Regions from separate parts of the Homo sapiens genome. Here region 2 is linked to region 1. Evidence: chromatin contacts called from ENCODE Hi-C or POLR2A ChIA-PET data. All regions are on one chromosome and are shown on one strand. The core of a region is the stretch at or near the end of the contact, and the rest is flanking DNA. Distances in the headings are between cores, read along the strand shown. Region 1 holds the start of HSD17B11 (hydroxysteroid 17-beta dehydrogenase 11). Region 2 overlaps GPRIN3 (GPRIN family member 3).

Region 1 (4,931 bases), core at 1,321-3,820:
TATCTACTTTCACCTTTTATTTTTTTCTTTATGCTTAACACCATCTAACAATTATACATTTTATTATACAGTGTGGCATACTGCCCCTAGCTCATGAGGCTCATGTCTTCCTCAGTGCTATATCCTCAGTTCTGCATTAGAACAGTGCCTAACAGATAATAGGTGCTCAATAAATATTTGTTGGATAAATGCATGTCACTGAAGATCAGAGAAAATTTTGTACAAACCAGCACTGGACATTGGAAGTCATTAACCTAACTAACTCTTACATACATTTAAATTTTAGCTTAAACCACACTTTGTCAAGGAATAATAAGAACACTGCAGTGTGTTTACCTTATACCACACTGTGCTAAATGCTTTGTATGCATTATCTCATATCATACTGACAGCTTTTTGAGGTATGTATTGTTATTTTATCCATTTTGCAGAAAAGGAACTAAAGCTGTGGAAACGTTGAGTAAGTTACCCAATCAGAAAACGAAAGCTCAGATGTGTCTGACTATATCACCATGCCAGACCTTGACCATGCTGGTCCAGGCTGGACCTGGGTTGTATTTTTCATTGCTCTTGTAATTACTTTTTTATTTATTAATTTAATTTAATTAATTTATTTATTTTTAAGACAGAGTTTTGCTCTTGTTGCCCAAGCTGGAATGCAATGGCATGATCTCGGCTCACTGCAACCTCTGCCTCCCAGGTTCAAGCAGTTCTCCTGCCTCAGCCTCATGAGTAGCTGGGATTACAAGTACACGCCACCACGCTCAACTAATTTTTTGTATTTTTGGTAGAAATGGGGTTTCACCATGTTAGCCAGGCTGGTCTTGAACTCCTGACCTCAGGTCATCTGCCCGCCTCGGCCTCCAAAAGTGCTGGGATTACAAGTGTGAGCCACCGCATCCAGCCTGCACTTGTAATTACTTAATGTCCATTTTCCCTACTAGACTGAGGTCATGGAACCTTATTTTCTGTTTGTCACCCTATCCCTAATGTCTAAGCAGCAGACAGTCATTATTTGTTGATTGCTGTCTTCATCAGCCACTCACTGGGTTAACCCTCATTTAACTTCACATCCTTTGAATTATTGTTTACAGCATTGCATGTCAACTAGTGTGTAATGGATAATGTTTCAGGCCATCAGGTATCTTCTAGAAACCCCTTTGTTCATCTACCAAAGGTCAAATAAAAGGTTGGATTCTAGGTCCTCTTCTCCTCCCTAAGCCACACCTACACTTGTCCTAGGTAAAAAATTACACTGAAAGTTTTTTTCCCTTTTATTGTTTTTACTAAAAGATGCTTTCCCGCCACTCCTTCAGTATCACAGGTCAAACGTGGTAAAAAATGTTTTTTAAAAAAATTTGAGACAGGGTCTCACTCTGTCACCCAGGCTGGAGTGCAGTGGGGCGTTTACAGCTCACTGCAGTCTCCACCTCCCAGGCTCAAGCAACCCCCCACCTCAGCCTCCCGGAAAAGATGCTTTTTAAAATTACTCTTGGCAATAACTATGGCAATGTAGCATTGGTTTCTGTTGAGTATAATCTTTTTGTTTGTTTTTTGAGACGGAGTCTAGCTCTGTCGCCCAGGCTGAAGTGCAGTGGCGCCATCTTGGCTCACTGCAACCTCCGCCCCGCGGGGTTCCCGCCATTCTCCTGCCTCAGCCTCCCCAATAGCTGGGACTACAGACGCCCGCCACCACGCCCGGCTAATTTTTTTTTGGTATTTTTAGTAGAGACGGGGTTTCAGTGTGTTAGGATGGTCTCGATCTCCTGACCTCGCGATCCGCCTGCCTTGGACTCCCAAAGTGCTGGGATTACAGGCGTGAGCCAACGGCGAGTATAATCTTTCAAACCACTTTTCTCATTAACAGTAAGTAGGACTTTCTCTTAATAGGTACAAGCTTCTTACTCTTTTAATATATAGCTAAAACGATTGTTTTTTCCCTATTTTTAAAATAGAGGGATCAATGAAATCAGGTTCAGGAAAAAATTATGAGTTATCCTTAGGGCAAAAATGGGGATCAATTTACAAATGGGGCAGTAACTGGGACTATTATAACCTCTAGGTCTGTTTATCATGTGATCATACAACATATTAATTCATGCCCTCCCATCTGCAAAATGGCAATACTAATTTTTTTTTCCTCCCTGCTTTGCAGAGATGAGGTAAAGGGTGGTTGCCAGCAAAATGCAGACACATCCACAAATTAAAGGTACCAGAAAGTAAAACATAGTAAACACTGTTACCTTATTTATATCCCAGAGAACCAGCTTGCTTTTAAGTTTAGCAAATTCATAGGCAGTCAGTCTCCCAATTCCATGCCCAGCTCCTGTAATCAGCACGATTTCGCCGGTGACTGATTTTCTCCTCTTAGGAATAAAAAGCTTCACGAAGGACTCTAGGGAGCAGACGATCAGTAACGGGAGAAGCAGGAGGATGTCCAGAAGAAATTTCATCCCTTTTGTGGCTGCGAGCGTTTGGTGTGTTTTTTTTTTTTTTTACCACTCTAAACTGCTTTTAGAGGGTAGCTCGATCTAACACCAGAAAGAGTAGGGGCGAGAGCAAGGAGGAACTCCCGTATCAAAGAAAAACAACTCCGAAACCGTTCCTTCCGCTGGGCTGGGCTTTGTTGGTCTTTCGCAATTGGCTCGGGCTGCAGTGCTTGCTAGCTCAGAGATCTGGGAGGGACGAAGTCCAGACCGGAGCAAAGCTTCCTAGTTCTGCTTTGCGCAGCCCCCACGCGGTGTGTGGCCGCGATTGTCTTTTACACCACTTTCTCCCGGTGTCGTGAGCCGGCCTTGGAGGGTTAGTTGCTCACTTGTTTTCCTAAATTGGATAAGTTCCAAGGATAACCGACAGTGTCCACAGGCCAGATGCTTCTTTCATAGTTGAAGGTTGCTTATCACTAGATAGGGGGTGCCGCTGGGCGCGGCGGCTCTCGCCTGTGATCCTGGCACTTTGAGAAGCCCTGGCGGGAGGATCGCTTGACCCCAGGAGTTCGAGATCAGCCTGAACAACATAGGGAGACCCCCGGTCTCTTTTTTTTTTTTTTTAATTAGCCAGGCGTAGTGGCGTGTGCCTGTAGTTCCAGCTACTCGAGAGACTGAGGCACGGGAATTGCTTGAGTCCAGGAGGTGGAGGCTACAGTGAGTGAAGATCGCGCCACTGCACTCCAGCCTGGACGAAAAGGCCAGACTTTGTCCTAAAAAACAAAAACTAGATAGAGGATGCAAATGTAGATTCCTATCTTAAAGGATCCTGAAAAGACCAATCGTTCTGCTTCCAGCTGAGAAATTGCGCTACATCACATTTTAGTTTGAACTAAGCACGATTTCTGGAAGACAGGGGAAATTTTGTCTGTTCAAGGACAGCTTCAATCAAGCGCCAGAAAAAATTGTTATCGTATTAAAGGGATTGTTTCCACAAGAAAGAAGAGTATATTTGAATAATCATTTTTCACTTGACCTATTAGAGTTTGAAAATAAAAAATATATGTTGTACTTTAGGAATTTTATCTTTATTCAAGTGAATAAATAGCAAATCATTTAGCCTAAAGATTACCTATGTAACATTTGGTTTTGTAGCCTATATAAATGGGTATTCAGTATATGCTAACTAGTGACTTGAAAAAATTCTAGAGATTGGTTACTGGAAGAAAAGACCTAACTAGGGCTTGTGTCCAGTAAGAGCTTAATAATGGTATTGCATGCATTTTTTTCCAACTCATTTTTGACAGACATTGGATTTGGGTTTTGCGCAAGACACTCCAGTGCTTGGGAAGGGACTTTGTTGTGTGACAATAGTCAACTTTCATATTTAAGAGCCAGAAAGATCACACAAAAAAATCAAAGTTCACAAATAGTTCAAACTCGATTGTCCCTCTTACTTAAGCAGCCATACGTTGTTATAGGGGATGAAGGGATAGTGGCAGCCTCACAAAAGTGAACCCCATTATAGAATTCTTTGAATTCAGAATATCTACAACTTTTTTTTGGATAGCCTCCAAATCCAAATTTACAAAACACTTGTATAGAAAGTTTACAAAGTGTTCTTCCACATATATTATTTCATTTGATTTTCAAAAGCCTCCTAGGAAATAGAGAAAAGTAGAGTCAGGATATATTTATACCTATACTGTAAATGAATAAATCTGTTAGATCAACTTTAAAATCTACACAGTGAGTAAAAGTGTAACTGGGGCTACACATATGTTCAGTGTTTGTCAATTTTTTGGTCCAACACCTACAGGAATAAATTACATCTGACATGGTGATCTACTATAAGAAGTGTTTCAACTATGTTGAGTTTCATATATTGAGGCTCTAGCTATGCTATTTTTTTTTTTTTTAAAGGAGTCTCCCTCTGTCTCCAGGCTGGAGTGCAGTGGCGAAATCTTGGCTCACAGCAACCTCAACCTCCACCTCCCAGGTTCAAGCGATTCTCCTGCCTCAGCCTCCCAAGTAGCTGGGACTACAGGCACGCACCACCACACCCAGCTAATTTTTGTATTTTTAGTAGACAGGGTTTCCCCATGTTGGCTAGGATGGTCTCAATCTCGATCTCCTGTTCCACCCACCTTGGTCTTCCCAAGTGCTGGGATTACAGGCGTGAGCCATGGCACACGGTCTGGCTATGCTATTTCTTATTCCATTCTATTAATTAAAAAAAACTGGGTAGTTTTAACCTACAGTTGATCAAGGTTTCATTGGTTAAGGGAAAGAACACAGCATTTGGACGCAGTCGTACCTGAATCCCTTATGTGTATGTGACTTCATCTCTCTAAACATGTTTCTAAATTTGTAAAATTGAAATAATACTTACCCTACAGGATTCTTGTGACGTTCAAACGAGTTAATAGAAAGCACATTGCTTTATCAACTATTCAACTTTATGTAAATTATAATTAACACCAATAGAATGTGAGTGATGTGAAT
Region 2 (4,931 bases), core at 1,239-3,738, 1.9 Mb after region 1:
CTGAAATAGGCCTCCTGTGCATGGATTACCTTTTTTTTTCTTAGTATTCCATTTGCAATGAGAACACTTAGCTGTAAGCTGTAATAAGGAATTGCTTAACTTTCATAAGTAAATGAATGTCTATGATTAAAACATCAATCACGGAAACACTAGTTCTATAAATAGTTTCTAGGTCCAAAGTCCATAGGCAGTTAAATAAAGACACATGTTTGTTTTTTCTTGTTTGTGTGTGTGTGTGTGCATATGTATGTGTGTGGGTGTGCACACACATGTGACATAAGAAACACATTTGGTTTTTCTTTTGAGAAACAAAGAAATGTTATTTGCTGAACATATGTGTTACCTGGTATTTTGATAAAATTTATGTTTGCCAATGTTATCACCTATGCAATGATCTATAAAATTTTAACCTAAAATATCTGTCCTTGAACTCACCCTGTGTTTTTTTAAATGTCTTATTGCTCATTTAGAAGCTTTCACATTTGCTTTTTAAGCAACACAAGATGAAATCCAAGATAGAAGACAGAAGTCCATAAAATCGTACTGAGTCCTTACATTTTGACCCACTGTGATTTGCATCACCAACAGAGTCCTGCAGTGTAGCATAGTGGTGAAGCTCATGGCCTTTGACATTGAACAACTGAATTCACACAGCTCCATTACCATCTGTGGGACTTTGGGCAAGTTATGCTATCTATTTCCTCATCTCTAGAATGGGGAATTATTAATGTGTTATTATTTAGTAGTACAAACCTCAGAGATTTCTTTAAAGGAGAAGTGGTTTTAGCAAGACGTCACTGGCAGATAAGCCTGAAGAATAAAATTTTTAAGGATTTATACATATCTGTAATCTAGCCTTCACTCATTTCCTTTGGAAAGTAGATGGATATATATGGAGACATGTATTAGGGTTCTCTTATGCTCTAGAATCAAGATGGCAAAGTGCCTCAAGTGTTTTTTTGTTTTGTTTTGTTTTGTTTTGTTTCTTGTTCATTCTTTAATGAATTTTAAACCCTCTTCCCGCATGTGTTTAGTTGGTCTTTCATTCTTTTCCACTCATCATCATTAATTCTATAATTGAGGCTCCATCTCTTTTCTTTTATTTCCCCTACACCACCAGTCTCTGCGCTCCAAGGCAAAGGAGGTTCTCCTCCCAGTCAGGGCAAATACACAGAGATGGAATCACTTACTAGGCATTTCAGAGGCATGAATTACCACTTAAACTTCCAAGGTTGAAGCCCTGGAGAGGGAGACCAATGGAGAGTGGTGAGCACCTCCTCAGAATAAAAAGATAGCCAGAAGGCATGGGATATTTCACAGAGCAGCTACATAAATAGCTGGGTATTTACAGTCCCATTGGAATGGGTACATTCCCCAATAATGATCTGACTCAAGATCATTCCCCAAGGGTGGAAGAGCTTCCTGAGAGTCTAAGCAATTATCTAAAACAGCGGCCCTTAAGCAGTCTTAAAATACACTTGTGTATCACAAACAATTTATGAGCAATGATAAAGTACCAATGACAGCAAATTATTTATTAAAGTATAATTTAGAGCTGTTTTCTCTAATGAATTATATTAACCTCAAAAATCAAGTTATTTCTATAATAATGTCACTCTCACTCATTTCACTGGCATGTGTGGATATTTTCTTAAATAGGAAAAAAATGGAAATGAAGTTACACTGAGGTTCTGGTATCCTCATGAGAAAGAAATTTCTCGTAGTACACATACCAGCAGACTCTTGTAAGAATTCTACATCTTATATCTGTTCCGTTTTTGTCACTTCTGCTACCCTCTGCTTCTTAGTTGTTTTTAGGAGAACTAAGTCAAAAATGCATGTGTCTGTGACTTTATTTTCTACAACATTAAGGAAGTGGAGTATGGGAAAGACATACAGTTTTCAAGTTAGCCTGGCAGGGAGGAAAGGAACCCAGGTGTGGCAAGCAGGTGGTGAAGCTGTGAAGAGGAACGGAAATGAAGCTGAATTGCTCAGCATACAGGAAGGAAGAAAGAGGTACAGGGCTGCTTGGTTAGGACAGAGGAGGGACCCAGGTTGTTAGGCTACCAGGGGAATTCTCTGAGATCATGACCAGGAAAAGAGCCCATTCTAATTTTGTTGAACTATATTTATTACTAAGCTTATTCCCGTTGTCTGGGAATTATTTGAGAGTTCAGACTATGTATTATTCAATTTTGAGTCCCTAGCACACAAAACAGGGTTTTACATACATACATATATATATATGTATATATATATATCTCAAGTGCTCGATACAGATTTATTAAATGATCCAAAGAATTCACCTTTCTTAAACCAGGGCCTTCTGCCAACTCCATTTCACATTCTATCTCTCACCTCCTAAATAAATTCCTATTTCCAGTTGGAGGAAAGCTTTGATTCAATTTGCAAAGTAGAAGGAGCTGACATGCTCTCAATCCAGTCCAGCTCAGGTTATTAACTTTTCCCCTCCCTCTCGGAGGCTCAGATTTCATCACTCAAAAGCCACAAACCCCAGAGGGAGGATTTTTTAAAAACCTATCATTATAGTTCTAAACATCAAAATAGCCACCAGGGGAATAGCAGAACAGTTTCTTCGTAAAAGAGCATAAACATTTCAGTGAACTAAATTTGTGTTTTAAATGGCACTTTCAGAAAAATAACTTTATCTCTAAAGACTTTTAACACCTATGGTCTTTTATATATTATCAACCCATTTCAGGTGACAGGACGCTTGATACTTAAACACAGCCACCATTCTATAAGGAAATGCCACTCTCTTCAAAGAAAGCATAGAGTCAATGTGGCACTGTGTCCTCTGTTAGTTTCGATTGGTACTATTCTCGGCACTGTCTTCTCGGAGTGAAGCTGTTGAAACACCGACACTTTAGGATTAATAATTAGATGAGGGGATGTTTTTAGAAATAAAGTAGGAGGCACGAAGTGGGGGTGGTATGCAGCAAGTGTGCATGAGGAAGGAAAGTGGCAGGAGAAGTTGACAAGGCATGAGAGATTTCAGAGCGCTATGAAGACAGCTTTCCCTACCGAAGAGATCTGTCTGAGTTTTCCATCTTGTTGCCCCAAAAGGGCATTTGTCTTTATTTGCAACATGAATAAATCAACCCTGATGCAGTCACCTCATTTTTTAGCCATAGTAACGGAGCAGTTCTACACAATCAAGTGGCCAGACTGTGCAGTGATCTGCCTAGCCTCAGAGAGGGGTTGCAAACACAGCCTACTGTAATCATTAACTGAGCATTTCCAGGCTATACAGAAACACAAGCTGGGATACGAGTTGATACTACTCCTGAAAGTTTATCTCAACTGCCAGGCCTGCTAAATAAAATGCAGCATCACTTGAAAGATTGAGATACACTCTGGACTTTCAGGAAGCTATGCAAGTTTGGTCTATGTGTAAAAAGTTATACATAAGATAAAGATATGGTGCATTTAAAAATACATAAAGCAATCCAATGTGAGATCTCAGTCATTGGTCTTTAAGGTAAAGAAAAAATAAATTACATTATTGTTAAAACTGCTAATATTTTTCATTTGCCACTTGTCGTACAGTAAAAAGCAAGCAAGTACACAGATGAAAAACTCCGTTATTCTTTAACAGACTACGTTAACTCAATTTTTATTCATTAAACTTTCACAGACTCTACAAATTTTGATACTGCAAAATTTTTAGACCCTCACCATGGTTAATGGGGGTTAACTATATTTGGCGCCATCACCTTTCTGCTTTGTAGACACATCAATTTCATGAGTACAGTCATAGCATTTTGGAGCTCAATGGTACTTAGGGAACACCTAAGTAGTCCAGACTTTACAGACTCAATACCTACAGGTTTGGGGTAGTAACACAACTAAGTGAAGCTGTTGGGCACAAGTGACTTATATAAATGCTCAATGTCAGTGAGACATTGAGAAGTGGGGACTACAGCGAAGTAATGAAGTAGCATATATATTGCTGTTCAGCTCCAGCCTAGAGAATGTGGGTGAGGGCTTCATTTTTTATAATAGATCTGATGTTTAAACACTGGCTTAATTAAAAAATAAATACCTGGAGGCCACAGTTTTCCTGCTAGGCCCACAGACTGCCAGTTTTCAATTCTGATTTGGTACATATATCTCCAAATCTGAGGCCCAGACAGGTAAAGTGAAGAGTACCAGGTCTCTCAGATGCTCACAGCAAAGCTTTCTTCTGCTCTGAGAATCCACTTGGGTAGACAATCCCTCATATGAAAGGAGACTGTAAGTGCATTTTCACTCACTTAATCAGAGCTCAGCCCCTTACCCTGACAATGATAGACTTCTGCTCTCTGACTGTTTTCAGAACATGTTCGACATGAAAACAAGAACAATCACCCATACCCACTTTGTCATAAGCAATTTTTACCCAACCAAGGATGCAGGTGAAAATGAACATGCATTTACTAACTTTAGCTCTGACTAAAATTTTTACTGGAATTTAAAATTCTTAATTTTAATTAACAATTACAATTTTAGCTGCTTCATTTTTACCTGCATTTTTCAAGGAGAAATACCTTATAGAAAAATTCAAAGAAAGGCATGCTTAATTAACAATATGACTAAGTATAAATTTAAGAATCATGCTATGTATAAAATAAATTAGAAACAGGTCTTAAGAATTACAAAAGTTTTGCTGCAATCATGGAGCTTGAAACCATGCTTTGAGTGGATTGAGAAACTAATTTAGAGTGAAGGAATGAGCATTTCAAAGCGATGTAATGGCAAAGGCAAAGATCAAACTCCAAGAAAGTGGAACTCACAGTGAGTCAAATGTCTTTTGCATTTTTGAACAACAATTTTAAAAAAATGTATACTGAGAAAGCACATTCATATCACAGAGTCAAAAGGAAGAACTACAAGAAAAACTTCTATGTTATATTCAGCATATCTGTCCT

The links. Hi-C counts contacts between places; a loop is a spot of excess contacts on that map. ChIA-PET counts read pairs that join two places held with the same protein, here RNA polymerase II (POLR2A). Pooled maps may share reads with other maps.
Region 2: a loop to region 1 is called in a pooled map, with 3 times the contacts of the local background. The contact joins the enhancer-like site here to the promoter of HSD17B11 in region 1. A Hi-C loop is called at or near these places in 4 of 50 pooled maps. POLR2A ChIA-PET finds 5 or more read pairs at or near these places in 2 of 52 experiments (T-cell and naive thymus-derived CD4-positive, alpha-beta T cell).

The regions. Positions count from the first base shown.
Region 1 is chr4:87,388,618-87,393,548 of GRCh38, forward strand. HSD17B11 (hydroxysteroid 17-beta dehydrogenase 11) reads right to left here and starts at 2,571. Exons shown (of 7, transcript NM_016245.5): 1 at 2,244-2,571. The coding sequence starts at 2,453. RefSeq lists enhancers at 2,783-2,852, 2,866-3,438.
Region 2 is chr4:89,296,428-89,301,358 of GRCh38, forward strand. All of the region lies in intron 1 of GPRIN3 (GPRIN family member 3), which reads right to left. Among named protein-coding and RNA genes, the nearest start is that of GPRIN3, 8.9 kb to the right of the region's middle. Within about 2 kb of position 2,489, at least 11 of the 41 ENCODE cell types and tissues checked have a DNase peak (open chromatin) inside an H3K27ac peak, as active enhancers do.